4 separate regions of the Homo sapiens genome follow, and regions 1, 3 and 4 are each linked to region 2. A link is a loop called in an ENCODE intact Hi-C map of the cell type or tissue named here. Cell type or tissue: OCI-LY7. All regions are shown on one strand. Links, peaks and the distances in the headings refer to the core of each region. The heading gives the core; the rest is flanking DNA.

The links. Hi-C counts contacts between places; a loop is a spot of excess contacts. Peaks named below come from ENCODE experiments on the same cell type or tissue, not always from the same donor. Only the 100,000 strongest peaks of a DNase experiment are listed, where the experiment ranks them.
Region 1: a loop joins it to region 2, with 4 times the contacts of the local background. A loop is called at or near these places in 23 of 110 quality-filtered maps.
Region 3: it touches region 2 in a loop (3-fold over the local background); 5 of 110 quality-filtered maps call a loop at or near these places.
Region 4: a loop joins it to region 2, with 2.6 times the contacts of the local background. A loop is called at or near these places in 3 of 110 quality-filtered maps.

The regions. Positions count from the first base shown.
Region 1 is chr2:68,423,423-68,431,009 of GRCh38, forward strand. No RefSeq gene overlaps it. Among named protein-coding and RNA genes, the nearest start is that of FBXO48, 40 kb to the right of the region's middle. RefSeq lists a silencer at 42-111 and enhancers at 452-691, 812-921. In OCI-LY7, for the core only: no CTCF peak of the experiment used is centred there; a DNase peak (open chromatin) is centred at 3,969; H3K4me3 peaks cover 2,708 bases; H3K27ac peaks cover 4,312 bases.
Region 2 is chr2:68,357,119-68,364,705 of GRCh38, forward strand. LOC101927723 (a long non-coding RNA gene) reads right to left here. Exons shown (of 2, transcript NR_187652.1): 2 at 4,099-5,341. Among named protein-coding and RNA genes, the nearest start is that of PLEK, 4.4 kb to the right of the region's middle. RefSeq lists an enhancer at 5,123-5,192. In OCI-LY7, for the core only: CTCF peaks have their summits at 2,979, 3,179 and 5,043 (motif pointing right); a DNase peak (open chromatin) is centred at 5,083; H3K4me3 peaks cover 645 bases; H3K27ac peaks cover 1,609 bases.
Region 3 is chr2:68,290,486-68,298,072 of GRCh38, forward strand. CNRIP1 (cannabinoid receptor interacting protein 1) reads right to left here. Exons shown (of 3, transcript NM_015463.3): 3 at 2,525-3,541. The coding sequence ends at 3,377. All of the region lies in intron 1 of PPP3R1-AS1 (PPP3R1 and CNRIP1 antisense RNA 1), which reads left to right. Among named protein-coding and RNA genes, the nearest start is that of CNRIP1, 26 kb to the right of the region's middle. RefSeq lists a silencer at 5,130-5,229. In OCI-LY7, for the core only: CTCF peaks have their summits at 1,830, 2,044 and 3,924 (motif pointing left); DNase peaks (open chromatin) are centred at 1,856 and 5,226.
Region 4 is chr2:68,719,190-68,726,776 of GRCh38, forward strand. It overlaps a transcript of ARHGAP25 not described here. Among named protein-coding and RNA genes, the nearest start is that of ARHGAP25, 12 kb to the right of the region's middle. In OCI-LY7, for the core only: CTCF peaks have their summits at 3,774 (motif pointing right) and 3,976; DNase peaks (open chromatin) are centred at 2,482 and 3,782; H3K4me3 peaks cover 1,331 bases; H3K27ac peaks cover 1,223 bases.

The DNA of each region.
Region 1 (7,587 bases), core at 1,327-6,326, 65 kb after region 2:
GCCAAGCAAAGGGGGAAGCCCCTTATAAAACCATTAGATCTCATGAGAACTTACTATCATGAGAGCAGCAAGGGGGAAACTGCCCCCATGATTCAATTACCTCTCACCAGGTCCCTCCTATGACATGTGAGGATTATGGGAACTACAATTCAAGATGAGATTTGGGTGGGGACCCAGCCAAACCATATCAGAAGGTGACTCCAGAGATGGGGAAATTAATTAGTGGACTACTGTAGTATATCTCTATGGGAGGTGAGAAGAGTGTCAGTAGCAGAAAGAATGATGAACAGAACCATTTCAAAGGAAGAATCTACAGATTGCAATGAGTAAGATGGTGAGAGTTAAGAGGTGTTTTCCATTCTTTGGGAAGAGCAGTTCCTTAAGAGAAAAAGGAAAGTCATAGCATGAGGATGGATTTGGAACATGAGTTTGAAGGTAAGGGGAGAGAGTCAGGATGCAGAGACTGACTTAGACTCATGAGCAAAGAAGTAACAGCTGAAGTCCTAGGAGATGCGTTCACCAAAAACGAATATGTAGAATTGAGAAATTGATATAGGTCACCTGAGAAGACTCATGAGTGGAGATCAGGAGTAGAAAGATGAGCCAGCAAAAGGGTTGGTAAAGATTTGGTCTGCAGAAGAAGTGACTCAGAAGCCTAGGGAGAGGAGAGATTCTTCAAGAAAAGGGAAGTGGTTAACAATGTCAAATTCACAAAGGTTAAGGTGGCTGAGATCTTAAAAAAGACGGTTTGTTTTGGTCATTAAAGTGCCGTGGTGACCTTCAGGGCAGAAGTTTCAAAAGAATGGTGAAGGGAGAAGTTACACTACAGAGAAAATGGGGAACAATGGTGAAAAAAAGAAAGCAATGGTCATAGATTATTCATTTCAGAAGTTTGCTACAGTGAATTACCTAGTGGAGAACTGGCTTGTAGCTACCAGGAGTAATAGGTTAACTCATTAATTTACTTGTTCAAGAGGCCTGTATTTATTAGATCCCACTAGGTGCTTGTTCACTGCTAGGTGAGTAAGGCAGGCAAGATCACCACTGTTATGGAGTTTGCATTCTAGTGTGAGAGAGATAGTCTGTAAATGATGAAGACAATTGCAGATATTAAAAGTGCTATGATGAAAATGAAACATGGCACACAATGAGCACATTCCAGTCTATACAAAGAGAAAGTGCATAGATTGAGCACAGTATATCTGGTGCTTGATAAACTATGGGGAAAGTGGTAGAAGACATCAGAGAAGCAGAGAAGGAGTTTGTGTTTTACTCTAAGTGCAAGGGGATGCTATAAGTAGATTTTAAACAGAGAAGTAACTTGATTAGATTTACAACTTCTAAACTCGCTTAGGCTGCTTTGTGAAGAATGGACTGTATAGGGCAAGAGTTGAAGTTGGAAATATGACGGGAAGATGCTGAATAATTCATTCAAGGAATAAATGTGGTTTAGATCCAGTTGGTACACCGCAAATAGTGACAAGGGGTCAGCTTTGGACTATATTGTGGTGGTAGAAACATCAACAGGATGTGCAAAATGATGTTGAAGGGGTAGGGTCTAAGAAGAAAGCCAAATGAAGGATGACTCCTAGGTTTTTGGTCTGAGTGAAAGCTAGGACCATTTCCTGAGCTGGGAAGATGGGGGGAGGTGCAGGGGTGTGGCGTGGCAGGGTGAGAAGAATCAGGGGCTTCATTTTGCTTGTGTATGATGTGCCTGAGTCATCTAAGTAATGGTGGGGATCAGAGAAATGGGAAGAACCAGGTGAAAGGTGTTTCTCTTAGTGGAGAACTGAACATTTGTAGGTTGCAGATAGAGGACAGGAGTTTGCTAAAGATGGGAAGAGAAGAAGAAAATGAGGAAGGAGCATTTGGGAGGAGGTAGAGGAGGTGGAGGAGGTGAAGAAGGATTGAGCCAATGGCCCAGACAGTGGATTGACTGTGGAAAGCAGGGAGGACACATTGATGTGAACAAGGAAGTAGAGATGGATGTAGAAATAGAGTTCCATAGAGGTTGAGAGGAAGAAAGAGGACACAGCTTGTGTCAAATGGCCCCTGACATGGCTCTAAATTAAAATAAAAAATGAGGTCATATGTTGAGGGAGATTTGGGTGACAAGACTTGTTGGGAGCTTGAGAAGAGAGGAGATTTGGAACAGACATGTGGGGCCCCTCAGCTGAGAATTGAGAGCATTTATCTCTATGCAGTGCAGAGGTAGAAAAGCCCTTGACCATCAGAAGTCCTTAGTGATCTGAAGACAAGAATGAGGAAGTCAGTGGGAATGGCCTCGGTGCCAGGGGCCAGTGTGGAGTCTCTAGCAGCAGGTTAAGGGTGTGTCGGTAGATTAGGTTAAGGATATGTTTGGGATACCCTCCAGGGAGTGTGGGATACCCTCCAGAGTCTGGAGGAGCCAGGGGGCTTTAGCATACGGAGTGGGGTTGAGGGGTTGGACTTCTGGCATAGGCAAAATGCTGGGTATCCTTGCCGTAACACAGGGGTGTGAAAGTGCTGCTAAAAGCATCACCCACAGACCACCACCAGCAGCATCCCCTGGGAGTCTACTAGTAATGCAGGAGCTGAAACAAAGAGGGCATTTTAGCCAGATTCCTGGATGATGTCATATGTATATAGTTTAGGATATGCTGCTCTAAGGAATGAGGCTTTAAAAGGTTAAATGCTTTTTATTTCATCTGTTTTGAGGCAGTGTCTCACTTTGTCACCCAGGCTGGAGTGCAGTGGTGTGATCTTGGCTCACTGCAGCCTCCATGTCCCAGGCTCAACCGATCTTCCCACCTCAGCTTCCTGAGTAGCTGGGACTACAAGTGCGTACCATCACGCCCAGCTAATTTTTGTGTTTTTTGCAGAGACAGGGATTTTGCCATGTTGGCCAGGCTAGTCTCAAATTTCTGAGTTCAAGCTATCCTCCTGCCTCAGCCTCCCAAAGTGCTGGGATTATAGGCATGAGCCACTACACCCGGCCTTAAATGCTTTTTGAAGTAAAAAACTGACCAGAAGATCTTTCTTGTAGATTAATTTGATATATTTTACTTTTTAATATATCTTTATCTTTTTCTGATTTTAAAAAACCTTGCACACTTGTTTTAGAAGTAGAAACTAAGAACATGTATAAAAAAGAGACTAACGTTCAGTCCCATTCTTAGGGTCTGTTATGATACTAGAAGGAGCAGAATAATGGCTGTGGGTGTCTCCCAGAGGTCTCATCTCTTCCAGGGAGTTATCACTGAGAGGCAGTTTAATAGCAGAGCAGCTCCTTCCTGGTTAGGTGACCTTCAGCCAGTTACTTAACACAGCCTTCATTTTTTATCAGTAAAATGGGCATGTGAATAATAGTACATAGGGTTAATATAAGGATTACATTACATTCAATCCTTATGAAAATTTACATATTCAAAATCCTATGAGAAAATTTACATATTTCAATTATGTAAATACCTTAGGGCAGTTCCTGGTTCATAATGAAAGCTCAAAAAATGTTAAAATTGCATATTAGGACTGTACCAGGGTGAGAAATCACTAAGTTAAGCAAACTTTTAACACAGTGTAAGGATTGCTCCCGCTTGGAGGTCTTTGGGCCGCTTCAGGTATAGACTATTGTCTTCAGGGTCTCACCATTCACGACAGTTCGGGAGGAGAACCCTGGAGGACTGAGGAAACAAGATGCACCCCTCATCTGAAGTTGCTCATCAGGAAAGGAAGCTGAGGCCTAGGCAAAGGGTGACAAGATGTGGAGACTGTGATTTGAGATGAGAAGCAACAGAGTTAAAGCCGGGGTACTGGAATGGAATGCAGGGTTCTCCGAGGGGCGTCTCATACATTTTACTTGGTGTTATACCTTTTCTCTCTGTTACATAAGTTCACAGCACCAATATGATTGCTGTTGCAATAACACAGCTGCAAATAAAAACCATAAAAACCCAGAAAAAACATCTGAGCTTCCCCCAACTGTCCTTGAATAGGGGTTAACCAATTTGGAAATCCCCGCTTCTGGTTGCAGCATATCCGCAAGTTTAAATAAACATTGATGAAACACTATGTTAAGAGTTCAGCATAACCATGAGTAAGGTTATATAAAATGTTTAATAGGTCACGTGGCACCTGTAGGGTAGAAATTGTACATTATTTCTAATGCATTTAGTAACTAAGTCCTTTTTGAAAGTTCTTGTAACTACAGGCTCTGCTTGAACAATAGCAATACTATATCTATGTGTGAGAGAATAATAACATTCCCTGGTCTGGTCTTGTTTCTTTAATATCATCTGCCTTCCCTGGCAGATGTTTCCTAGAATTTAATAAGAAAACAACCGTTTACAGAATATGTAGTCTAGGTCAGGAACTCGGTTAAGTACTTTTCAAGAATTGTTTTATTTCACCCTCACCCTATCCCTTTGAGATAGTTCCTTTTGTTATCACCATTTTACAGATGATGACACTGAGGCTCAAAAAGGTGAAGTAAATTGGCCAGGGTGACACAACTAGGTAGGATAGCAGAGATGGGATTCAAACCCAGAGTTTGCACTTTTAATCAGTGCTGTTTTCTGTCCTTCCTACTCATACTCTTCCCAGGAGTATCATTCTAACCTATTGCTGCATTTAGCATGCACGGTACCAGGAATTCTCCAGCCTTCTGGGTTGCCCTTTGCTTTGGCATCCAAATAAAGTAACTCCAGTCTTGTACAACTTTCTGTGGGAAAGCTGATGACCTCACCAATTTTCCCCCAAATTCTCGAGAGTAGAGGAGAGAACTTATATTATTTTATCTGTTCTCATTCTAAATTCTTCCTCTTGTATTAGTTCTCATCACCTACCCGATGACATAAAGCAGTTACTGTAATTCTCTGCATACAGCCTCACCCTGCACTTGCACATAGCTCTTCTTCCGTTCTTCTAAACATCACTCCTCCAAAGGTATGAAGTGGTCAGCTGGTTTCTCTGGAAAGCAGCTGAGACAGAAGTAAGTGGAGGAGGTTTGATGAGAAGGGGAAGGAGTAATCCCATGAGAGATAAAAAAGGAAGGAAGCAGAATTTGGGCAGGAAAATCCTTCGGACTGCAATGCAAATCTGACACCAGGGTTGGCCTTGAAAGCAAAGGGCAGTCTTTCCTACAGACAGAATTTGAGTGGGACACCTGGTGATAATATGTGTATGGACTCATACACAGTGATGAATGGCCTGTGCAGTTGTTCAGGGGCCTTTAAGGAAAAAACTGTAAGTTCAGAGACAGGAAGTCTAGTTAACTTTTAAAACGAATTCTATGCTAAATTCCAGGGATATCCAATCTTTTGGCTTCCCTGGGCCATAATGGAAGATCAAGAATTGTCCTGGACCACACATAAAATACAAGAACACTAACAATAGCTGATGAGCTAAAAAAAAATCACAAAAAACTCTCAGTGTTCTAAGAAAGCTTATGAATTTGTGTTGGGTCACATTCAAAGCAATCCTGGGTCATATACAGCCCACAGGCCATGGGTCAGACAAGCTTGGTATACTCCTCTAGCTCTGGCTCAACTAAACTCAAAATTCCTTTCTTCTCGCAATAAAACCTGGCACTTGATAAGAAAAACATTGGCTTTCATAACTATTATCTCTAAAGTTGACATCAATTTTTTTGCAGCTGAGTTCTTCACTATTCTCTGAAGGGGCTAAGGGAGTAAGAAAGATTGCCAGGAATAAAAAGTACTTCTGACTTATTTTAAATCACTATCTTGCAGGAATTAATTATATGATTTTAATTATGTGAAGTTTAAATTCAGGCAATATTAATCAACATTTATAAAAGTCAGAATAGAGATTACTTTTGGAGGCTGTGGTATTGTGATACATTAAGAATATAAGAAACATATATTAGGTCTTCATCCCCATTTCCTGGCACATAGCTCCTAAACACTTGTAAAATCCTGGATGATAAAGGCAAGAGGAATGTCTTTTGTTATCTATATTAATTATTGTATATTATTTCATCATATGTGAGTTTGTTTTCATGAAGTGACTCTTGGAGGCTGGTGGTTATCAGAGGAATCACATGGTTGATTACAGGGTTGGAACTTTCAGCACTCCCTCCCTCCCCCAACCTCTGGAGAGGGGAGAAGGGCTGGAGATTGAGCTCAGTCACCAATGGCCCATGATTTAGTCCAGGGTTCCCCAACCCCCAGGCTGTGGACCAGTACCAGTCTATGGCCTGTTAGGAACTGGACTGCAAAGCAGGAGGCGAGCAGTGGGTGAGCAAGGATTCCCGCCTGAGCTCCGCCTCCTGTCAGATCAGCAGCAGCATTAGATTCTCGTAGGAGTGTGAATCCTATTGTGAACCGAGTATGCAAGGGATCTAGGTTGCGTCATCCTTATGAGAATTGAATGATAAATGTAATGTGCTTGAATCGTCCTGAAACCACACCCCCCATCTGTGGAAAAATTGTCTTCCATGAAACTGGTCCCTGGTGCCAAAAAGGTTGGGGACCACTAATTAGTCAATCATGCCTACCGAATAGAAACTCCATAAACCCCCTAACTGACAGGACTTGGAGGACTTCAGGTTGGTGGAAACACAGACCTGCTGGGAGGGTGCAGCATGTGGAGCAGGACGGAACCTCTCAGCTCCACCCTCATACTTTGTCCTGTGTATCTCTTCATCTGGCTGATCTTAAGTGGTATCCTTTAAAATAAACTGCTAATTGTAAGTAAAGCACTTTCTTGAGTCCTGTGAGCCATTCTAGCAAATTATCAAACCTAAAGAGAAGGTCATGGCAACCCCCAATGGATAGCTAGTTAGCCAGATGGACAGGTCACAGTTTGGGACTACTGACTGGTGTCTAAATTTGGTTTCAGCCTTGCGAGGCTGAGTCCTCAACCTATGGGGTCTGCACTAACTCTGGGTAGTTAGTGTCATGAGTAAATTGTAGTACACCCACTTGGTATCTGGAGAGTTGGAGAATTGCTTAATGTGAGGTAAACTCCACACATTTGGTGTGAGAAGTATTTTGAATGTATGAATTTTTCTTTCCTTTTAGGGGTGCAGTGTACAAATTGGGCAGTTGCAGGAGGGAATCATAGGCTGCTGCTGGGATGTGCTATGACTTGGTCTATGAATTAGCTACACTCAATTAATATGTGGAAGACAACTCTTCAAGCTGTACACTTAAGATGAGTGTACTTTTTGCATTTAATTGTATATTCTTTCTATAAAAATTATTGTATGAGTTTCCTATTGTTGTAACAAGTAACCACAAATTTAGAAGCTTAAAACAACACAAATTTATTATCTCACAGCTCTGGAGGTTATAAGTCTGAAATGGGTCTCGAGATGTTGGGAGGGCTGCATTCCTTGATGGAGGCTGTAATTTTCTAATTTTACTATTCACTTATCTTTCAACAGATGCTCAGTGATTGTCAGCCACTAAAAGCCTCTAATTACAACCTATCTGCACTTCTAATTCCACCCTATTCTCCCCATGCAGGTAGATGACTAGGTTAGGCTTTTATTTTCAAGAAGGCTAAAGAATAAGGTACATTCAGCTTGTTAAAGGCATATTCAACTTATTGATACTATCCTGTTGCCTATACATTTACAGACAT
Region 2 (7,587 bases), core at 2,187-7,186:
CTATGGTGAAGACGCTGATCATTACCTTCTCCCTCTACTCCAGTTTTTAAGTTGGAGATGGGGAAACACTGTAAATTTTTTAAAAAAAGGATTATAGTGTTTTATAGTACACTGGACTACAGTTATATGGCAATTAGACTGATTTGGATTTTATTAAAGCTAGGAGTTATTAGGAAATCTGTGAAACCTGCCTAAGATTTCATCCAAGGGACAGAGAAAAACCTGATGGTCAGAACGGGGAGTATTGAGGAAAAAATATGATTTTATGATTGTATCCTACTGGGTTCAGCTCCTTTATGGATGTGCTGCATTTTCAGCTATGTCAACTCTTTATATGGGCTAATTTTTTTTGTTGTTGTTGTTTACTCTTTGTCCTTCAAGAGACCGATCTCTATATTTCAATGTTAGAATTGATGTTAACTTCTGTTCCTGTTCCTATTGCTGTAGGAAAAAAAAACCGGATTCTTGTCACACGACCAGGAAAGATTAGGCATGCAGACACTTTAAAGGGTGAAAGGTTACAGAATTTATTGGGAGAAAAGAAAAAAGACTCTTTCAGCCAAGCAAGAGGGGTTCCTGTTAACAGGCCCCCATCTCACAGACTGAATCCCAGGTTACCACCCAGGAATAGGAGAGGCCAGGCTCCTACCCGCTGCAAATGGCGTGAACCTCCCAAGGCCCCACTCCATCCTCCCAGTGCACAGGCCGGTCAGAGGTTCTCTGGGGAGCCCTTTTTCTCACTGTCTCACTATCATTCGAGCCCAAACAGAAAGTAGAGTAAATTTTAGATTCATTAAATCTGGGCAGGTGCAAACCCATGAGCACAGGGTTTAGCTGGAGGAGGGTACTATTGCACACAATAACAAGGTACCTCTTCCCCAGGGCAGCCTTGACTTGTGCTGGAGGGCTTGCTACACACAGCTTGGATCTCAGCCTTCAGTTGCCTTCATGGCCATCACTGTTCAGTAAACAAACTACAGGGTGCTCTGTAAACCTGCAGCTCCCCCTAGCATGCCCTTTCATTAGAGCAACTGCCCTCATTCGCAGGCAGAATAGCCACACTCCTTTAGGTGGTTGGCTCTTTGCAAGTGTGAGCTGGCAGCCAGTGCCCGGCTGTACTCTTCCATGCACTGGGCCTGCTGCACTTCCCTGAATTTCTAGCAGGACTGGTATTTGGTCCTCATTGACCCTCAACAGTCCACACCTCCAGTAGTTAGAGCTCTGGGCTCACCTGTATTAATGAGATTCTTCTAGAGGATTCATTCTGTTCGTTATTGGTGGTTATTGGTGGTGTAATGCCTCTGTTTAAGAATACTATAAAAAACCTGAAATCTGGACGCTTTCCAGCCAGGGAATTATACCCCGAATTAAAATCTTAAACTTAACAAAGGCACATCCTTTAAAAAGCAACCTTCTGTAACTCCATGATCCTCAAGGGGAGAGGAAGAACTGATCAAACAAAGATCCCACTGAAAAAAAGAATTCTTACTGAATTTAAAGCCTTTCCGAATGAAGAGAATGTGAACATAACAATATGGAAATGGTTGCATTGGAATCTCCATCTGTACATGATGAAAATGAGAAAGTGGAGAAGAATTGGAAATGCTTTCTTTTTACTAAAATGACCTTTTTATTTTTTATTTTATTTTATTTATTTATTTTTTTTGAGATGGAATCTCGCTCTGTTGACCAGGCTGGAGTGCAGTGGCATGATTTCGGCTCACTGCAACCTCCACCTCCCAGGTTCAACTGATTCTCCCACCTCAGCCTCCCCAGTGGCTGGGATTACAGGCACCCGCCACCACGCCTGGCTAATTTTTGTATTTTTAGTAGAGACGGGGTTTCACCATGCTAACCAGGCTGGTCTCGAACTCCTGACCTCAGGTGATCTGCCTGCCTCAGCCTCCCAAAGTGTTAGGATTACAGGCATGAGCCACCACGCTTGACTCTTTTTTATTTTAGAATAATTTTAGTTTTACAGAAAAATTAAGATAGTACAGAGTACCCATTTACCCCGCGTCCAGTTTATCCTATTATTAACATTTACATTAGCAGGGCACATTTGTCATTATTAATTAACCAAAATTGATACATTTATCATTTTAAAAGGTCATACTTTCTTTTTTTTTTTTTAGACAGAGTTTCGCTCTTGTTGCCCAGACTGGAGTGCAATGGCGTGATGTCGGTTCACCATAACCTCCGCCTCCTGGATTCAAGCGATTCTCCTGCCTCAGCCTCCAGAGTAGCTGGAATTAGAGGCATGCACCACCACGCCTGGCTAATTTTGTATTTTTAGTAGAGACCGGGTTTCTCCATGTTGGTTGGGCTGGTCTCGAACTCCCGACCTCCAGTGGAAGTTCACACTTTCTTTAGATATACTTAGTTTCCCCCTAATGCCCTTTCTCTGTTCTGGGATCCCATGTAGGATATTATATGACATTTAGTTGCCATGTCTCCTTAGGCTTCTCTTGGGAGTGACAGCTTCTCAGACTTCCTTTGGTTTTGATGACCTTGACAATCTTAAGGGGCACTAGTCAGGTCTTTCATAGACTATCACTCAATTGAGGTTTGGTCTAGTGTTTTTCTCATGATTAGATACCAAGGGTGTATACTATAATCTGATTTATGACCATGATGTTAACCTTGATCACCTGGCTCTGGCTGAGGTTGCATTTATCATGTTTCTCCACCATAAAGTTACTCCTTTTTTCTCCTTTCTGTACCGTACTTTTTAAAAAGTCACTATACACAGCCTATAGTTAAGGAGTGAGGATTCATGCTCCACCTCTTTAAGGGTGGAGAGTCTAGATAACTTATTTGGAATTCTTGGAATCTTGGAATAGATCTGTGTATTCTCTCTTATTTATTTACTCAATCATTAATTTATTTATTTTTAGACTTTGGTTATAATCCAATACTATTTTCTTTATTTTCTTGCTCTAAATTTTCTAGCTTTGGCCACTAGGTGCTCAGTCAGTTGGCTCTTTGGTCCCTTTGATCACCATCATGGTTTTAGTTTTTTGTGTTTTTAGTTAAAATTTTTAGCACTTTCTTACTTTCTGGTACGCAGGATGCTTCAGGGTCATCTTTTGCATTTCCTGCTGAAATCTTAGAGCCATCTATTTCTCCAAGGACGTCTCATTCCTTTTATTGGAGAATCGTATTAGTAATCAAGATCTGGGAGCTAGATGTGCTTGACACTACCAGGGTGTTGTCGCTTCTAGGCCTTCTCCACTAACACAGCAAGGAAATATATGTGTGAAAGTGCTTTCTTTTGAGCAAGTGGGTATATGTTCACACTTTTATATATTCTTAAATCATTTCCATATGAATTTGTGTATCTGTTGAAAGGGGATTACTCAGTATGTGGGCTCAGTTCCCTCTTTTGAACTGAAGCCCATTGGGCACCAACTAGATATTCTCTAATAGGTTTAAGTGAATTAGACAACTTAATGCTTTCTTTTTGTTGGGAGAAAGTTCTCCATGGGTTTTTTGTGTATAGGTACAACTTGCAAGCAGAGGTACTCTATTTTATGGATGCTTGTACAGTGAACAACAGCTTTGAAGGTAGAGGTTGTCTCCTTCCAGAGCAAAGGGCAGATTCACTTACTGTCCAGTAAAATAAAAATAAGGTCTGCCTCTGAGACAAAGTTTGGGCTGGTTTGCTTGCAGCCCATTACAAAAGATTCATGTTCCCTAAGCTCTGGGTCCTCAATTGTGATGCGAACCCTCAGTATGTGCAGCATCCATCTAGGCCGCTCCACTTTGTCCTTGGTAGACTTAGGGCCAAAAAGCATCAAGACCAATATGGAGCTAATTCTGTTTACTGTGCTGTGAGTAGCAAAGTCCTTTGTCTCACTCAAAACTCCAGAAGTCTTGAGTCTTCTGTGAGCATCCCTGAAACAGGCAGGCTGACCTGTTAACTTACAAGTAGGGTAACATCTCAGACTCTTCTCACAGGTTTTGACACCTTTTACTTAATTTATATTTAGCACTAGAGGTAGTCTGATATTTCTCAGCTAAATTTAATGTCTCTTTTGAATTACCAATGCTAAAGAATAACTTTGAAAAAGATAAAACGATGACTCTTACATATAATAGAATGAAAACATGTCAAAATTTTATTTAACTCATGAATTAAAGGGGAAACTAGCCAGAGGTCACCACCAGTTCAAAGGCAAGGTCAAAGACCAATTTATATAGAGTAAAGCAACGTTGAAATTCATTTACCAATGGACACAAAATTGACTTTTTCCATGGGAGGCGGGGTGGAGTGCGGGTGTGGGGTAAGGTGGAGTCTACTGAACTTCCATCAGGCAGAATTTATTTGCATGTTTATAGACAAGAATTATTTGTATTTATCCACAATCTACCGAGCTCTAGAATAACTCCAAGACAAGAAAAAAACACAGATTCCATAGAAACAAATAACTTAGAAAAGTGTGCTGTAAAGAATGCATAGTTTTCCATTGGAGATGCTCAGTAATCATTTTTGCTTATTCAGAAGTCTTAACTTGCCCTTACAGCAATAAAATGTGCTACAAGAATAATGTTTCCAAGGTTATTGATCAAATGTGTACAGAAAGAGATGTTAAAAAGTCATTCTAGGCTGGGTGCGGTGGCTTACACCTGTAATCCCAGAACTTTGGGAGGCCAAGGCAGGCAGATCACCGGAGGTCAGGAGTTCAAGACCAGCCTGGCCAGCATGGTGAAACCTTGTCTCTACTAAAAATACAAAAATAGCCGGGCGTGGTGGCGTGTCCCTGTAATCCCAGCTACTTGGGAGGCTGAGGTGGGAGGATCACTTGAACCTGGGAGGTGGAGGTTGCAGTGAGCCAAGATCAGGCCATTGCACTCCAGCCTGGGCGACAGAGCAAGACTCTGTCTCAAAAAAAAGTCATTCTAGACACATATACATAAGATACTGGAGGAGGTTCTAATGATCTGATCTGGGAGAGGGATCTGACACAGCAGAAGAAAACTTGGTCAAACTCTGTTGAGAGAAGTCCTGAAAGGCGTCATTGATTCAGATAGTTCTCTTTACTGACCACTAGGTGTCGCTAAGTAGGCGCGATGACACGTGGCAGGAGGGGGAGGGGCAAAGGCGGCAGCATCCAGTCCATCAATGGCGATGTTCAGCAGATTCACAAATGCCGGAGGTTCCTTGGTGTCAAGACATTTTTACCCCTGCACCTATTCAGGCGCCTGGTACATACTAAACACTTAATACCATGTTTCTTGAAATGAATTATTCGGAACGCAGGGGGTGCTTTTACACCGGAGGCATCCAAAAATAATATGAGGTTTCTGAGTGAGGGTTCTTTAAAGCCTTCTGATCATGCTAGGACAAACAGTGAAGACATTCCAAATTAGAAGTCACTTGGTCAGTTAAACAAAAGGAGATATATTTAACTATGAAATCAGACTTGGTAAATCTAAGAGTGGTTTCCATTGACTATACAGACATAGCAAAATACTTGTTTGAGTGCAGATACAGAAAATTACCCTTTTATTTGTTCCTGTTTTGCTCAGGTGACATCAAACGTTGATCCCTCTACTCTCAGCCCCCAACACTTTATAACAATTTCTAATTAATTTTGGTGCAATGAGAAACTGAAAAGAAACCATCAACGATTTTAAGTAATGGATATTAGCATAAAATGAAAAGTGAGAAATACAGGGGCAGTGACTGTTAGCTAGAAACACAGCTGGAGGGAAGAGGAGAGGGAATCAGGAAGCTCTCAGAAAACCCCAAGAACAGAACTTCTTCTTTCCCCTAACTTTCCTGGCTCCTCAGATGCCCTCGTGGACGTCTGTCAGTTTTGCCTTTCTCGGAGCCATCGCTCATCTATTGTTAATAGCATCTTGATTTTACTTTAGGGGACACCTCCCTTCTCCCATTGAGCATGGTCCTGCTGGGGCTGTCGGTTCACATGTTCCCCCTTCAGATACCGGAGAGAGAAGCACTAGGCCAAGTTAGGCCAATCAGAGGCCTGATCCCTGGAGACTACTGCAGAGTCTGAAAACCACTGGCATTCTTTCATCTTGGTGTCTTGCTTCCTGGAACCCCACAACTGCCCTGATTCCTGTCCTTTCAAAGACCCCAGTCTTCATTTTTCCTGCAGTCTGTGGGCCACTCCATTCTCTTCCAGTAAATTCCTATTTGCCTCTATTAGCCAGAGTTGTTATCTGTTGATTGCAGTGAAAGAACACTGACGGGTGTAATGAGGAAAATCTAGTCCTACGATTGCTTTCATCATCTCTGTTGAACTTATCATTGAAAAGGATCAGCTCTAGGATAACGGAGATTTGCCTTGAAGATGAAGAACAACTAATATTTATGGATACTAGTTATGTTTCAGACACTCTTCTAAATACTTCCATGTCTATCTCATTTAATCTTCAGAATGACCTCATTGGATAGGTGTTATTATCCCCGTATTACAGATGAGAAAACTGAGGCACAAAGTAATAACAAACTTGCTCATTTTCACATGGTCAGATTAACGGGTCTCTAAGTTTATTCTATGGAATATTCGTTTTTCAGGATTATATTGGTTTCCTGGGGCTGCCATAACAAAGTACCACAAACTGGTGGCTTAAAACAATGGAAATTTATTGTCTTACAGTTCTGGAGGCCGTAAGTCTGAAATCAAGGTGTCGTCAGCACCATGTTCTCTATAGCAACTCTAGGAGAGAATTGTTGCGTGCCTCTTCCAGCTTCTGGGGGTTGCTGGCCATCCTTGGCGTTCCTTGGCTTGTAAATGCATCACTCTGTTGTCACATGGCTGTTTTCTGTGTGCCCTTTTCTTATAAGGACACCAGTCACATTGGATTAAGGGCCCACTTGTTTCAGTATGACCTCATCTTAACTAATTATATCTACAATGACCCTATTTCCAAATAAGGATGCATTCTGAAGTGCTAAGGGTTAGGACTTCTTTTTTGGGAGATCTAATTCAATTTATGACAAAAAAAGTTAACATAAATTGTTCAAAAAAGAATGCTATGGCGAAGTAAGTTTGGAAAACACCATTATAGGATTCTTTACTGTAGTACTTTGGCGGGGCGAAGGTCTTTAATTTGTTCATCATTTAGAGGAGTTGCCAACCTGGGATTATTTTGTAAAGTTTCTCAAAAACCTGTTTGATGATGGACTTCTTTTTACAGGCTGACTGTGAGATCAGCACTCAACGTGGAACACCTGTTCTCATGCCTGATGTGAGGCAGTGGCACCCTAGCACATCCCTCCCTGGTTCTTCTGCTTTCCCCTGTGACCTGCAGCGTCAACTTGAGACAACTTTTCTTCTCTGAGCCTGAGTTTCCTTACTCTAAGATAAGGAAAATAATATACTTTCCCTATGGGTTTGATGTGTGGACTCATTTTTGTTGTTGTTTGTTTTGAGATGAAGTCTTTCTCTGTCGCCCAGGCTGGAGTGCAGTGGACCAATCTCGGCTCACTGCAACCTCCGCCTCCCAGGTTCAAGTGATTCTGCTGCCTCAGCCTCCCGAGTAGCTGGGACTACAGGCACACGCCACCATGCCCGGCTAATTTTTGTATTTTTAGTAGAGACAAGGTTTCACCAT
Region 3 (7,587 bases), core at 1,766-6,765, 67 kb before region 2:
ATACAGTTGTCCCCATCTACTGTTCTTTTGATTTACTTTGTCTGCTTTTTATAGTTTTCTCTGTCCTCTCTGAAAAAAAAAGAATATTTTCAGTATATCTGCCTCTACAAATTGTCTTCTTCCCTTTCATGTTCTACTTCCAATTTCATAAGAGTCAGAAACCAGATCACCCCACATGTTAGAATTGTGTCTAAAACAGGAGTCAAGAGGCCTTGGGAGAAGACCCGAGCCTTTAGTGAATGGACTTGGTGACATCTGTGACAGGGATCTTTATTTTTTGGCATGTTTTCTGTTCTTAACTGTGATCCAGATAGTTTAAATGGCTGGATAAGTGACTTCTCAGTAAGCGAGGTGTCACAAAATATAAACTCAAGGCATTTCTATTCTTCCACCTGTTCAAAAGTGTTTTAGTCATCATCATAATTGGAAGGATGGCCTAGTTCCTCAAGCTTCTGGGTAGCCATCTGATGCTTGGAGGTAGAGAGACGTGGCTACAACTTGTATAAAAATAGCCCTTCCAGATGGCTGAGGGGCAAAGTTACAACTCAGCAGCTCGATATAGCTGAGCACTCAAATTTTGGAGTAGGAGGAGAGCTATGTGAGAAGTAGCCAGAGAGACTGGGCTGGAGCCCAATCATAAGTAGAACAGTATATGCCAGGAGCGATCACTTAACGTGCAGATTAGCTGTTAAGTTTTTCTGTTACTTCATCTCCATCTCCTCCCCAACTCCCTTGATTCAACCTTACTTCTGGCCCTAAGGAAACACATACACATACGACATAGACAGATATGCACACACACTTTCCCCTTTTTTTTTTAAAGGAGTATAAAATAGAGGAACAAACCATAACTCTTAAAAGGCTTCAGAATTCTACTAGTCTAACCCTTCATTTTAGAGATAAGCAAACTGAGGCAGAGAAAGGTGTGGTGACCATCCAGGATGTGAGCAGGACTCCCACGCTCCAGGTGCTCTGCCAGGGCTCATCTTCTGGCTCGTTTGTGGGACACTGATAACAGCGCAGCTATCCCAGGACATGTTTCCTCCAAGTCTGCTTTGACTCATTTCAAACTCTAAATAAAGCCTTTAGTTAAAAAAGAAAAAAAAAAGTATGGGCCCAGCGTAGTGGCTCACGCCTGTAATCCCAGCCCTTTGGGAGGCCAAGGCAGGTAGATCACGAGGTCAGGAGTTTGAGAACAGCTTGACCAACATGGTGAAACCCCATCTCTACTAAAAATATAAAAATTAGCTGAGCGTGGTAGCACACGCCCGTAATCCCAGCTACTCAGGAGGCTGAGGCAGGAGAATTGCTTGAACCTGGGAGGTGGAGGTTGCAGTGAGACAAGATCATGCCACTGCACTCCAGTCTGGGTGACAGAGTGAGACTCCATCTCAAAAAAAAAAAAAAAAAAAAAGAGTGGATTATTGCAAAAGTCATGATAATGTCTCCACCCTCAACACAAATACTCAAGCTCTAGTCCCTGGCTTGAAAACCTGTTTCACCAGTGAAAATATTTACTAATCAAATTAGTAAATATTAAATTGTGTAGTTCCCACTTTTTATTTTAAATCTTTTATTCACTCTGCATTTCTATTGGATATTCTGGAAGAAAAACCTCTGTAGTAAATCCATTGTTTTAAATATCTCAATGTCTGTTCAAATAATTGAGTGTTGGTTTTAAAAAATAGTCATTAGGAATGGGTTAGTACTTACGTTTTAGCAATTGTAATGAAGACTTTAAAAAAAAACAAAAAAACAAACAAAAAACACAAGCTTATTGAGAAACATGTTACACTCCTTTAACATCATTTATGATCCCCAAAGGCAAGGCATTGCTGTTCCCTGGTGGCTGTACAGCATCACTGCAGGTAAGCGATTTGGAGGTAGAAAAGGTGTTGAGTGCCAGCCTTTCAAATTCAGTTCTACAATGAATCAACTTTTAAAAATACTCCCAGTAGCTTGCATTTTCTTATAAGAAGGGTTTACAGGTAGCAAAAACAAACAATCCCCAACGAACTTTTTCCAATACTATAGGATTTGTGCTGCCCAAGTAAATATTACATTATTGGAAAATAGCATGTTACTTTTCAAGAGGAAGTTCACTTCCTTCTTATGGAATTTATCCTTAAACTGTATGGTATATGGGCTTTGTGCAAGGTGCTGGAAGTAGGCAAGGAGGCCTCAACCATGATGTACACACACTATTATAGCACCATTGCTCTCCTGCTACTGAGTCACATAGCTCACCAACTGGGGAGGGGTCACCACAGAAAGAGTAATGGAGCGAGATAGGTACAAGCATTTTTTGATTGCCCGCCAAGCACCTGGGCCTGTGCTAGCCCTGTTAAACTTGGCTGGAGCAATCCTGCTAAAAGGTCAGGCTTGATTCATGAATAGGTGTGCTAATTCTACTCCGGATACATCCCCGTCATCCTGTAGCATACAGGCCTGAGTGAAGCTGGCCTAGAGCAGGGATTCACCTGCTAGATAATTATTGCCCAAATTAAGAATGCAAGTCAGGGCATGATTTTCAACGCCTTTATTAAGAAATATCAAAAGTTGATTACAGGTCCATATGCAGTTTTACAAAGTTCAAGTGAAGAAGACTGTAGGGATGCCATCAATGTGCGTGTCTGAAGACTATGGAAGCTTGTCAAAGGGGTAACCCTACAACTCCTGTCACTTTAACAATGGTCCACAGCAATGCTTTTCCCCCATTTCTACTAGGCTAGGCCATTGCACAATACCTTAAGCTACTTAAAAGAGTTTTAATACGTTATAAATACGTACATATTTGTCCTTCTAGTTTGTTACCATCCTTCCCTGAAAGAGCGGAGCTGTTTATAGGAAGCACAACATTTGAGTCCCATTCACTGCTGTTTGTATTACATTTTCACAAAGCCTGCTTTGAAAGCTGGCAAACACTGCAAGTTACATGTTACCATATTACACATGGGAGGACCCATACACATTGTTATTTTTAAATTTAACATTGAACAAAAAAAAGGAGGAATCACTTAACTTGGAAACAAAACACCAAAGTTAGTCAGTGGAATGGTCAAGAGCAGGACAAGCCTGCCAGGGCCACTGAACTCCAGTCACAAGTGGTCAAAAGTATGACCGAGAACAACTGGATGCAGGAACATCAGCACAAAATACAGATGGGAATATTCTCGGGAGTGGTACATCACCATCTTGTATGTGAGGGATATTGTGTCAGAGGGGAATTACACTTTCAAAATAACCAGGGCTAGTAGGTCATTAGTACCAGATGGGGAACAGCAATGGTGTGGCATGCCTTGTTTAAGGCCTGCGCTGGTTTATCTAAAAGTAGATTTCTGAAAAGATTGTCCAGTAGCATCAGAAAGAGCCACTTTCAGAGGAAGGACTCCTTGTTCACCCACATCAGACTGCGTGTCTCGTTGGGCTTGCATTCATACTCAATGACAGAGAAGGGGCTTCCCCACTGGCAGTGATCCCGCTTGTGGTAATTGTAGAACTTGACTTGCCACACTGTCTCGAAGGTCCCAATGTCTGTGAACTGAGGGAAGAGAAACATGCCTGATAAAAAACCTCATTCTGCCACGAGCAATAGATGAGAGCTAACATTAGTGATGTAGCTCCTGGATAATCAAGCAGACCCAGTCCAGATTCTCTTGGTCTGCAAGGCTCGGAAGGCTTTCCTTTAGTGGTCTAGCTCCCTCCTTTATGATGGGAGATATTTTCCTAAAAAGCTGTCTGTAAACCATTCTTCTCTATAAAATCTGATTCCCATTGCAAACGTGCCACTCGCTATCATATTGCTTTTAATAAAAATAACTGCAAAGTTTATCTTGTTTTTCAAGTTTAATTTTTTGAAAACTTAGAATTTTAAAGCTTACTCTAAAATGGCCCCTGCTGGCCAGGTGCAGTGGTTCACCCCTGTAATCCCAGGCTGAGGCAGGATGCTAGCTTGAAGCCAGGGGTTCCAGAATAGCCTGAACAACAAAGCAAGATTCTGTCTCTAAAACAAACCCCCATGTTCATCCCCCAAATGGTCCCTGCTACAGAAGGGGAATGGCGAAGGGAAGAGAAGGAATAAAGTTTACTGGCTTTTCTCAAAATACAATGGTACAAAACAACCTGTCTACAATACATCTACATAAAATTTCCATCATTAGTTTCAATTCCAAAGAAAAATATTTCAAAGTGATAACTGAAAATATTTCATTGGAAGTGTTAAAGGCCATATTTTAACTATTAAACATTGAATACTTATAAGTCAGGAGTCCATGCCTACATCTTGGGCTTAGATTATACATTACCCAGAACCATATTTGAGTATCTGCTATGTACCTTGCATGTATAAAAATTCGTATAAGGCAGGATTGTTGCTCTTAAGAAGTTAGCATTCTACTTCCAGAAGGTAGGCCCTGTAAATCACTGCACAGAACTCTCCTGAGGTATAAAGTACACATTTCTCTTGCAGCTGAGAAGAGTACCTGGAATACCCTGGAGGCCACTGGGCAGATGCTCAAGTGGCCTGTGGGGTAGCCTGACCCTGCTACTGCCTTCTGGAGCTATTTAGGGGATCTGGCATTAAACTGCATGATGCCTGTCGTTATTTTCTCCTCTGACCCTCCCCTGTCATGGGAGGGGACAGGGACTGACTTGGCAGGACTCTTAGACTTGTCTGGAGCCAGAAGACGTGGACAGAGGAAGGCAGTGAGCATTAGGAGTCTTATGCTTCTTGCTGATACAGGAGGAGGGTGATCAGGTGCTTTCCAGATAGCTTTCCAAGATGCTCTCAAAATTATATCTTGCACCATTGCCTCATCCTGCTAATTTGATCCCAAAACAAGATCTAGGCTTTCCTCTGGGAAATTTGCTTGATTTGAAATAGTGGATGATATACCTAGAGTCCACAGACCTCCCAGGTATGAAAGTGGATTACCTCTTTTTAGAGAGTCATGGCTTAAAGACCTATATAAGCATACAGCAGCTTTATTCACAATAGCCCCAGGTTGGAATTGACCCAAATGTTTATTCACATGTTGATAAGCAAGTTTTGGTATATTTATAAAATGGCCTTTTGCTGAACAATAAAGGAAGACATGCTGATTCAAGCAGCAACAGGGATGGATCTCAAAGACATGCTAAGCAAAATAATCTAGGCCCCCAAAGTACATGCTGTATGAATCCATCTATATAGTGACAGAATGTAACCTACACTGACAGGAAACATCTGTGGTTATCTAGAGCCTAGGGTGAGAAGGGGAACTGATGCAAATGTGCAAGAGGGAACTTTTTAGGGGTGATGGAAGCATTCTGTATCTTGATTGGGATGGTGGTTACATGGCTGTACATATATGTTGGTCAAAACTAATTGAACTGTATGCTTAAGATGAGTCCATTTATTACATGTAAACTATACCTCAAAGTTAAGAAAAATAGAAATATCCATTTTTAGTGAGCTATAAGAAAACAGGTATTCTAAATGCTGCTAATGGGAATTGAATTAGCCTTTTGGAAGGATCATTTGCATGAAGTTAAAGGTGTGAGTACATTCAGGCCCAGCAATTCCATTTATAATTTATCTTAAGAACATCACAAAGTTTAGAGTAGTAAACAATGCAACACTAAAGGTCCATCTTTAAGGCACTATTTGTGGCATATCTATATAATGGAATACCATGTAATATTTTTAAATGTAAAGTATTTAATACAGTTTTTATTTTATATTGTTACATGAACTAAGCAGAATACCATGAAGAACATGAAGTATTAATTCAGTTAAAATTAAACTTGGCTAGGTGCAGCAGCTCACACCTGTAATTCCAGCACTTTGGAAGGCCAAGATGAGAGGATCGCTTGAGACCAGGAGTTTGAGACTAGCCTGGGCAACATAGTGAGACCCTGCCTCTACAAAAAATGTTTGAAAATTAGCTGGGTGTGGTGGCACACACTGTGAGACTGAGATAGGAGGATTGCTTGAGCCCAGGAGTTTGAGGCTGCAGTGAGCTATAATCATGCTACTGCATTCCAGCCTGGGCAATAAAGACCCTGTCTCAAAAAAAAAATGTATGTGTATATATGTGTATGTGTGTGTGTGTGTGTATTTAATGTTAGAAATCCTGATGGACTGTTTTATTTTCTCCTATGTTCTTTTTTTAATTTTTATTATATTTTTGAGATGGAGTCTAGCTCTGTCGCCCAAGGTTGGAGTGCAGCAGCACGATCTCGGCTCACTGCAACCTCTGCTGCCCGGGTTCAAGCAATTCTCCTGCCTCAGCCTCCTGAGTAGCTGGGATTACAGGTGTGTGCCACTACGCCTGGCTAATTTTTTTTGTATTTTTAGTAGAGACGGGGTTTCACCATGTTGGCCAGTCTGGTCTTGAACTCCTGACCTCGTGATCCACCCACCTCGGCCTCCCAAAGTGCTGGCGTGAGCCACCACACCCGGCCCAACTTCTATATTTTTTAGCAGAGACGCGGTTTAACCATGTTGCCCAGGCTGGTCTTGAACTCCTGACCTCAAGTGATCCACCAGCCTCGGCCTCTCAAAGCGCTGGGATTACAGGCATGAACCACTGCACCTAGCAGATTTTCTTCTATATTCTTATTTGTATTTTCAAAATTTAACGATTACTTTACCAGAAAAAAAATTAAACCAAAACTGTATTTCCCAAAAGTATTACCAAATAGTCATTATCCTTAATATAAAGGACCATATGCATTATTAGTAAGTACTACGAGGAACATTGGAATAAAAAATTGGAATGGTTCATTAAAAACAAAACAAAACAAAGCAAAAACCATAGGCTGGGCGCAGTGGCTCATGCCTGTAATGCCAGCACTTTGGGAGGCCAACATAGTAGTACCACTTGAACCCAGAAGTTTAAGACCAGCTTAGACAACATGGTGAAACCCTGTCACTACAAAAAATTAAAAACATTAGCTGGGCATGGGAGTGTGTGTCTGTAGTCCCAGATACTCAGGAGGCTGAGGTGAAAGGATCGCTTGAGCTCAGGAGGCAGAGGTTGCAGTGAGCTGAGATCTTGCCACTGCATTTTAGCCTGGGCAACAGGGCAAGACACTGTCTCAAAAAAAAAAAAAAAAAAAAAAAAAAAAAAAAGGAAAAAATGACTAACACCTGCAAAAATATTCAAATGTAATTAGTAATTAAAGAAATATAAACTTTTAAAGAGATACTATTCCTCTAACAACTTAGTGACAATTTCTGAGTGCCAGAAACAATCTAAGCATCCAACATTAGGAAAATATGAAAATGGTGGCATATCCATATGATAAACTTACAGAGCAATTAGGAATTTAGGGTTGTCGATGATTCAAGGAAATGCTTAGAACAATGTTTAAAGGAAGATGAATTGGAATGGTTTATATACATTATGAGCTCAAATATGTAAAATAAGATGTATAGAAAAAATGAAAAATATTACCTTCTAAGTAAAGAAATTGAATTTTTCTATCCTTACTCAGATTTTTTCTACAATAAATGTTACTTTTAAAATCAGAAATTTTTTAAATGGTGAAATGGATTTATCATCTTACAATAATATATACAGCCTGCAAGCCTAAGGGATTTTA
Region 4 (7,587 bases), core at 935-5,934, 360 kb after region 2:
AAACTATTCTAGCAAATTATCAACCCCAAGGAGAGGGTCATGGGAGCCCCAGTTTATGGCCAGTCTGTTAGAAGCACAAGTGAGAACCCTGGACTTTTGACTGGTGTCTGAAGTGGGGGCAGTTTTGAAAGACTGCGCCCTTCGTCTGTGGCACCTGATGCTAACTCCAGGTAGATAGTGTCAGAACCGAATTGAATTGTAGGACACCCAGCTGGTATCAGGGAATTGGTCGACATGGCAAAAAAAAAAAAAAAGAAAAAAAACCCCACAAAACAAACAAACAAATAAGAACAACGCCCACATTTTGGTGACCAGATGCAAAGTGTTGAAAATGTAGAGGAAAAAAATAACTTTTTTTTTTCTATATACATGTAAAGGAACACATTCTCATGTTCTAGGGATTAGGATGTGGATATCCTCGGGGGCTGTTATTCAGCCTACCACAACTTTGCTGTCAGATACCATTTTAAGGTAACTTAATGATTATTAACACTACTGTTTAACAAGTGCCTGCTATGACCCAGGCACTTTACATATACATGAAACCTACTTCTTATAAGAATACCCCACAGTAGATATTATCACCCTATCCATGTAGATGAGAAGTCTGGGGTTCAGAAATCCCAGTAATGACAGAGCAGGGGTTGGTACCCAGACCCCCATGGGTCCCAGCCTCTGACCTTCTCTTGGTACCTGACTCATGCCACCATCATAATCACCTGTTTTATTCCCAAACTCAGAATAAGGTACGCCTATGTCCAGGTTTGTCCAGTGACCTGTCGCGTTCACTGATCTAAAGTCCATGCTTAAAGATTTCCTTTTGAAAAGGAATCTTTAATGTTACATGAAGACCAAATTGATGGTTTCGGTAAAAAGCCAGAGCAACTTCCTGTGCACTATCAGCTGACTGATCAGGGTTCTTTTCTAGAAATCACACACCCAGTCAGGGAAGGTCTCCATCTTCAAAATTACAGGAGTTAGACAGAAATGCTGTCCCTTGGCAGGAAGTGGCTTGAGAGATGCCACTCTAATGGGCTTCCTTGATAAACTGTGCCTTAAGGGTTTAGTGGAGCCATGGGATGAAACTGGGAAAAAACAGGAATTGCAGACATAGAAACATTTCAGTCAAAAAAAAAAAAAAAAAGAAAAGAAAAGAAAAGAAAAAAGAAAAAAAAAAGCTCCTATACTTGCTCTGGAAACTTTACTCTGTACAGAGATTAACTTCTTCTTAATTATGTAGCCATTATGTAGCCATAATCACTTTGTTGTTGGTATCATCCAAAAGGACAAGTTCTGGATGCATAATGGCTGCAGTCTGTTTTTTGCCTTTTCTTCACCTTCCTGATTCCCAAAGTCCTACAGTAAGGTGGGCAAAAATCTATGTAGTTTTAAAATTTGTAGGCTATTTTCTAATAGACTTTCTCTACGCTAGATGTTTTGGGGCATTTGAAGGTGATCCCAGTAGATTCCTCTGCTTGACCAAAATTATCTTTCAAAACTGAAATCGATTTTTATCTGGTGTCAGGATTATAACTCCCCCCTCTCCTACCTACCCCTTACCACAACACAACTTCCTTTCACCTGGGGAGTCTAAGCTGATCAAACTGCATGTGCCATTGTTTGCACACGTACTGGGCCACTGGGCAGGCAAGGAGGGGCTCCTTAAACCACACCAGAGGTTTTTGGTCCAGAACTGGTCACCACCCTCAGCATGTCACCATGCAGTGCTTTGTGGACTGAAATCCATCTGTACTCACAGATGTGGCTGAACGCAGAAACACTCAAAGCACCCCCAGACTCCAAAGCCTTACTGTGGCATAATATCCTCATTGCTTTTTCCCTCCTTATGTCCCTGGAGCTACACATGAAACTTCTTGGGGGCAACTTCAACTAATGCCAACTTGATTAACATTGGAAATAGTTATGTTTCAAATAAAAATGTACACAAGTTTTAATTGCACTGGCTACCTCAAATTTTCTGAACAAAGCTTTTTTGCATAAGAGATAAAGGTTGGTGACGCCTTTTATGAAATTGGTCCAAACTCATCAGAACTAGCAATCAAAAATTAATTCCTTGTTTTATTTTGAATTTTATACTTCATTGTAATGATCGTATTGTATATTTCTGAGCATTAGGTTTGCAACAACTCATGGATAAAGTATGGATTTCTGACCTGACCTGTAAGCAAATTACTCCTCCATTCCACACCTCTTTTCTGTGAAAAGGGATGACTTAATCTCTGCCCTATTTACATACAAAGTCATGATGACAGTCATGAGAAGGAATTGGATTTGAAATGGCAATGAAAGTCAAAGTGTTATCTTTGCCAGTGTGTGGACTCAGTTTACATTAAAGTTACAGGTTCCCACCAGCTCCTCCTCTCCCCAGGAGGTCTGGTGTTCTACGTGTAATCACTCAAGGTGAACCATGACTTTCATATCAGCAGTGAAATCAGCTGCTCTAGTTATTTCCTGTTCTGGCAGCACCCTGCTGAGCATCTCGTGATTTCAGGAGAGTAGAAGCTGGGTGGTGGAGCAGTCCAGGTTTGTCTTAAAAATACAGTTCTCCAGCTGTTGTATTGGATTTCCTCTCACAGAAACCTAAGGTCGACAGAGGATTACAAATTTGCCTTTCCATAACTTGGATCCCTTGCTCTTCTCTAGGTGTCGAGATTATAACTCTCTCCTTTCCTACCTACTCCTTCCCACGACACCACTTCCTCTCACCCAGTGTGTCCAAGCTGATCAAACTGGGTGTGTCATTGTTCGCACACTTGCTGGGCCATGGGGCAGGCAAGGAGCGGCTCCTTAAACCACACCAAAGGTTTGTGGTCCAGAATTGGTCACCACCCTCAGCACCTCAGCATGCAGTGCTTTGTGGACAGACAGCGTCCTTTCTCACTCTTTTGAGTGACCCTCCCCAGCTGGCTCAAGTTGGCCTTGCAGCCTGATAGGCCTTTTAAACAAGGAAAGGAAGGTCTCTCAGCACACTTTAACTTACTAGTTATTCAGCTTATTTTCTTAATAAGCCACAAGCTCTAAGGGCTCTTCAGAACTCCTAATTTCAACACTGGAAATTATTTTCTTCTCTTTATTAAGAATTTGCAGCCAGGCGTGGTGGCTCACATCTGTAATCCCAGCACTTTGGGAGGCCAAGGCAGGTGAATCACTTGAGGTCAGGGGTTCAAGACCAGCCTGGCCAACATGTTAAAACCCTGACTCTACTAAAAATGCAAAAATCAGCCAGGCATGGTGGCACATACCTGTAATCCCAGCTATTCGGGAGGCTGAGGCAGGAGAATCGCTTGAACCAGGGAGGCGGAGGCTGCAGTAAGCAGAGATTGCACCACTGCACTCCAGCTTGGATGACAGAGCGAGACCCTGTCTGAAAAAAAAAAAAAAAGAATTTGCTACATTCCAGACACTATATTGAGTGCTTTTTATATATAAGAAGTAAAGCTTAAAGAGGTTAAGCAACATGCCCAGGGTCACCCAGGCAGTGAGCTGAAGAGGTAGGATTTGAACCCACTCTGGCTCGAGGGCCCATGTCTCACCCTAGCTCAGGCTCCTGAACCTCCCAATTTTTCCCCATCAAGCTGGGCACATGAGCCCTCAAGGACAGCTTTGCAAAGCACCATGCAAAGTGCTTGAGGCAAATACGAGTGTCACTTGGTGCAGACACCCTCAGGCCAAGGTCAACAGCCACATAGGCTCCCCACTCTCCAAACGGGAGAGGTGCGCTAGGTCTGGAGTTCAGCTGGAAACACGTGGGCCTGTGCTCCAGCAGAGGGCTCCCATCACCTCTCTGCTCTCTTTTTTTATGAAGCAAGGGTGACAGCGCCTCTGTTTTGCTTCTTGAACCGGCCATTCCAGTGCTCATTTAGATGCACCGGTAATGGTTCATAGGAGTGTAGAATATCCAGCAAATTCCACGATGCTGGGTGTGGTCATGGGAGGCAGTGGTCATAAATGAAGTTCTTGCTGTGGGATTGTCAGGGAATCCAGCACATGACAAAGGGAGTTATCCATGATCATAGTAGTCTGTGATCATTCCCTTGGAAGAGACAGACAACTTCATGCCTTGAGAATGTTTTCAAGAAAGTGAAGTTCCCTAATCGGGGGCAGGGAGCCTATAAAGTTAGCCTTCTAGTTGTGGGCCATGCCACATCCTGGTGGGATGCAGCCCAGCTCACTCAAACCACATGCCGCTTAGCTGGTAAGCAGTCCATCTCTGTGTCACATAGATTCCCTGTTGGGCTTCCCAGTCCTTGGTGGCTGTTTCATGACTGTGCTGAGTCCTGCAGGCCTCTATGGTCTGTTGTATAATATTATGGCTCCTGCATCCAGAGGCTTCTTGGGCTTCTTCATTCCAAATGCTTTTCTCAGAAGCTGTCTTTTCTGTGCGGCACAGTCCCACACTGCTAGCTGAGAGGATGGGGACTGTGAGCACCTGCTAACTCTTCTATCCCTAGTCCCAGCCTGTGGAAGTGATGGCCCTGGTGTTTTCTCTAGCAGAGTATACCAACGTGGAATGAATGATGCCTGACTAGGCCTGCAGAAGGGGTCAACCAGGCCCTTCAGGGTGGTTTATTTCATTTTGGAAGGAGGAGGAGAGACCCTAATTGTTCAGGTGTAGACACATCTGATACTGGGAAATGGGTGATGTGGGAGTAAATCTCTCTCTCTCTCTCTTTCTCTCTCGGTGGGGCAGGCTCTCACTCGGTTGCCTTGCTGGGGTGCAGTGGCACCATCTCAGCTCACTGCAGCCTGGACCTTCGGGCTCAAGTGATTCTCCCACCTCGGCTACCTGAGTAGCTGGGACTACAGGTGTGCCACCACGCCCAGCTAATTTTTGTCAAATCTCTCTCTTCTTTGAGGTCTGAGTATGACAGGACAATGGCCTCCATTGATGAGCCACTGGGGCCAGAGAGCAGAACCATGCAGCTGAGAAGGACCGTCAGATGAGTGACCTCTGGAGCTCTCTGGACAGCCTGGAAGAGTGGCTTCTTTCTTCCAGGGAGAAAGCCTCAGTCTCTCCTGGACTGGGCCCCAAACTCTCTGCACTTCACACTGGACTGGCCCTGAACTCTCCAGGTGTTAAGGAGCTGACATTTTCCCCCAACTCTCTAAACATCTGGTCTCTAAGCTTAGACTACCTGACACCTAAATCTATAATGTTTATTTATCCTGAGCAAAACCTCTCTCATACTAGCCCCTCTGCAACAGCAGACAGCTGCCTCACTGGGGAAGCTCCACAGTGCATGACCTCTGTGGGATGCTAAGAGGATGGGACTATAGCCACCTGCTGACCCTCAGACCATTACCAATTGTATTTGCTGATGTTCTTCCTGAGCCACTCTGAGTGACAAAAAATATTTAAGGTTGAGGAAAGAAGCCTTTGACATTATTTAACTATGCTCCAATGGACCTCTGCCCTAAACACCAGACTCAGACCCAGCTGCCTACTGGGTGGCAGTAGGATCTCCATTTGGAGATGTTTACTGGGCATCTTTGGCCTAATGCAGGCCTATCTCCAGCCTCTGTCCAGCCTGCTCCTTCCCTGTCTTTCCCATCTCAGCAAACGGGACCTTCTCCTTTCCATTTTCTCAGGCCGTGCTCGACCTTGTCATTTTTCCCTTGACTTCTCTCATTCTGTCACGCCTGTCATCCAACCCGTTGGGAGAGCAGATAAGATTGATCCAGGATATATATGAAGTATTGGCCACTTCTCATCACCTTCTGGCTACCAGCAGAGCCTTTGCTGGTCTATATTGTGTTGCTTTTCTACAATTTAGAAAAACATCACCCCCATGACTGAATGGGTGGCAGAGCCTTTGAGTAGAGAACGATACTCCTTCCTTGGATGGCTGAAGCCCCACAGTTAGACTCTGGGCTGATGCTCAGTGCCCTGACTAGACTCCAGCCCCACCTATCCATGAGGCTGGTGCCTTGCTCCCTGCATCACCTGCACAATCATGCGCAGTGAGCTGAGCAGGCCACGCTGGTGCAGACCTGCTGTCTCACTCACCTAGACCATTGCAGTCAGCTCTAAGGTCTCCGCTTTTACCCTTGCCCTACCACCTTTCAGTCTGTTCTCAATGCGAGGCCACAGCGATCTTTTATTATTTTATTATAATAATAATAATAATTATTGAAACAGAGTCTCTCTCTGACACCCAGGCTGGAGTACAGTGATGTGATTGTGGCTCACTGTAGCCTCAAACTCTTGGGCTCACACATTCCCCCCATCTCAGCCTCCTGAGTAGCGGCGATTACAGGTGTATGCCATCCTACCTGGCCAATTTTTTTCTTTTCTTTTCTTTTAGAGATGGGGCCTCAACTGTGTTGACCAAGCTGTTTAGAATTCCTGGGCTCAAGTCATCCTCCTCAGCCTCCCAAAGTGCTGGGATTACAGGCATGAGCCACCATGCCCAGCCTGATTATTTAAAAGTATACATCAAATCAAGGCACTCCTCTGCTGTAAACCTCACTCTAAGCAAAAGCCAAAGTTCCAGCAAAGTCCTATGAAGCCCCATACAATTCGTCCCCTATTACCTTGTTGACCCATCTCTTGTTATCTTCCCCTTCCTCCTTTTGCTGTGAACACAAGACCTCCTTGGGGTCTCTTGAAGTGCTAGGCCTCCTCTCACCTCTGGCAGAGCTCTTGCACTCACACCTCCATCTGCTGGAAGGTTCTCCCACATAGGTTTACCTGGCTCATTCTCAACCTGGCTTAGGTCTTTACTCAAATGTCACCTATTCTGTGAAATGTCACCTTCGCTGTCCAACTATTTAAAAATGCAATCTCCCTCCCCTCTCCCCTCAATCTGACATTTCTTTCACCCCTTCCCGTAGCACTTTTTCTTTTTCTCCACAGCCCTTACCACCATCTAACACGTTACATTTATTTCACTTATTTATTTTCTTGTCTCTTTCCTCATTAGAACAAGCTCCACAAAAGCAGGCGTTTTCATCTGTCTTCTTGTTGGCTGTGTTCTCAGCACCTAGAGCACTGCCTGATCCCTAATAGGTGAACGGTTCCTTTATATTTGTTGAATGAATGAGTGGCAGGAGGCAGAGTGGGTCTATTATGTGGAAATATATGAGATTGTTCTTGCCAGTCAAAAGCTGTCAAATATTGGCAGCTTCACGTGGTTCAAATTAATGTAACGTAATACAGAACAATGGCCAAAAGGAGGTGTTACGTGAGGGACATTTGCTCCTGATTTGCTCAGTGTGCTCCTTCCTGTTGGAAAACATGAGATTCTTTTATAATCCCCTGGGAACGAATTTCCCATATAAATAGACATTTCCCTTCCTGAGCCCATCATTCACAGAGCAGCCTTCTTCCAGGTAGAGCACCAGCAGTAATAATGCCCGTCTTGGCCTTCAGGCCTCCAGATATAAATTTTTTGGCTATGGGACAATTTTTTTTGGCTATGGGACACTTAGAAAAAATAAAGATCAATAGACTATCAAACTGTAGCCAGACATCAGATCCAATGCCAGGGACCTTGGCAAAGGTGACATCAGTAACGAGAGGAGGTGCCTCCAACTGACTGCTCAGGGCTGGGAGGAACAAGCCTC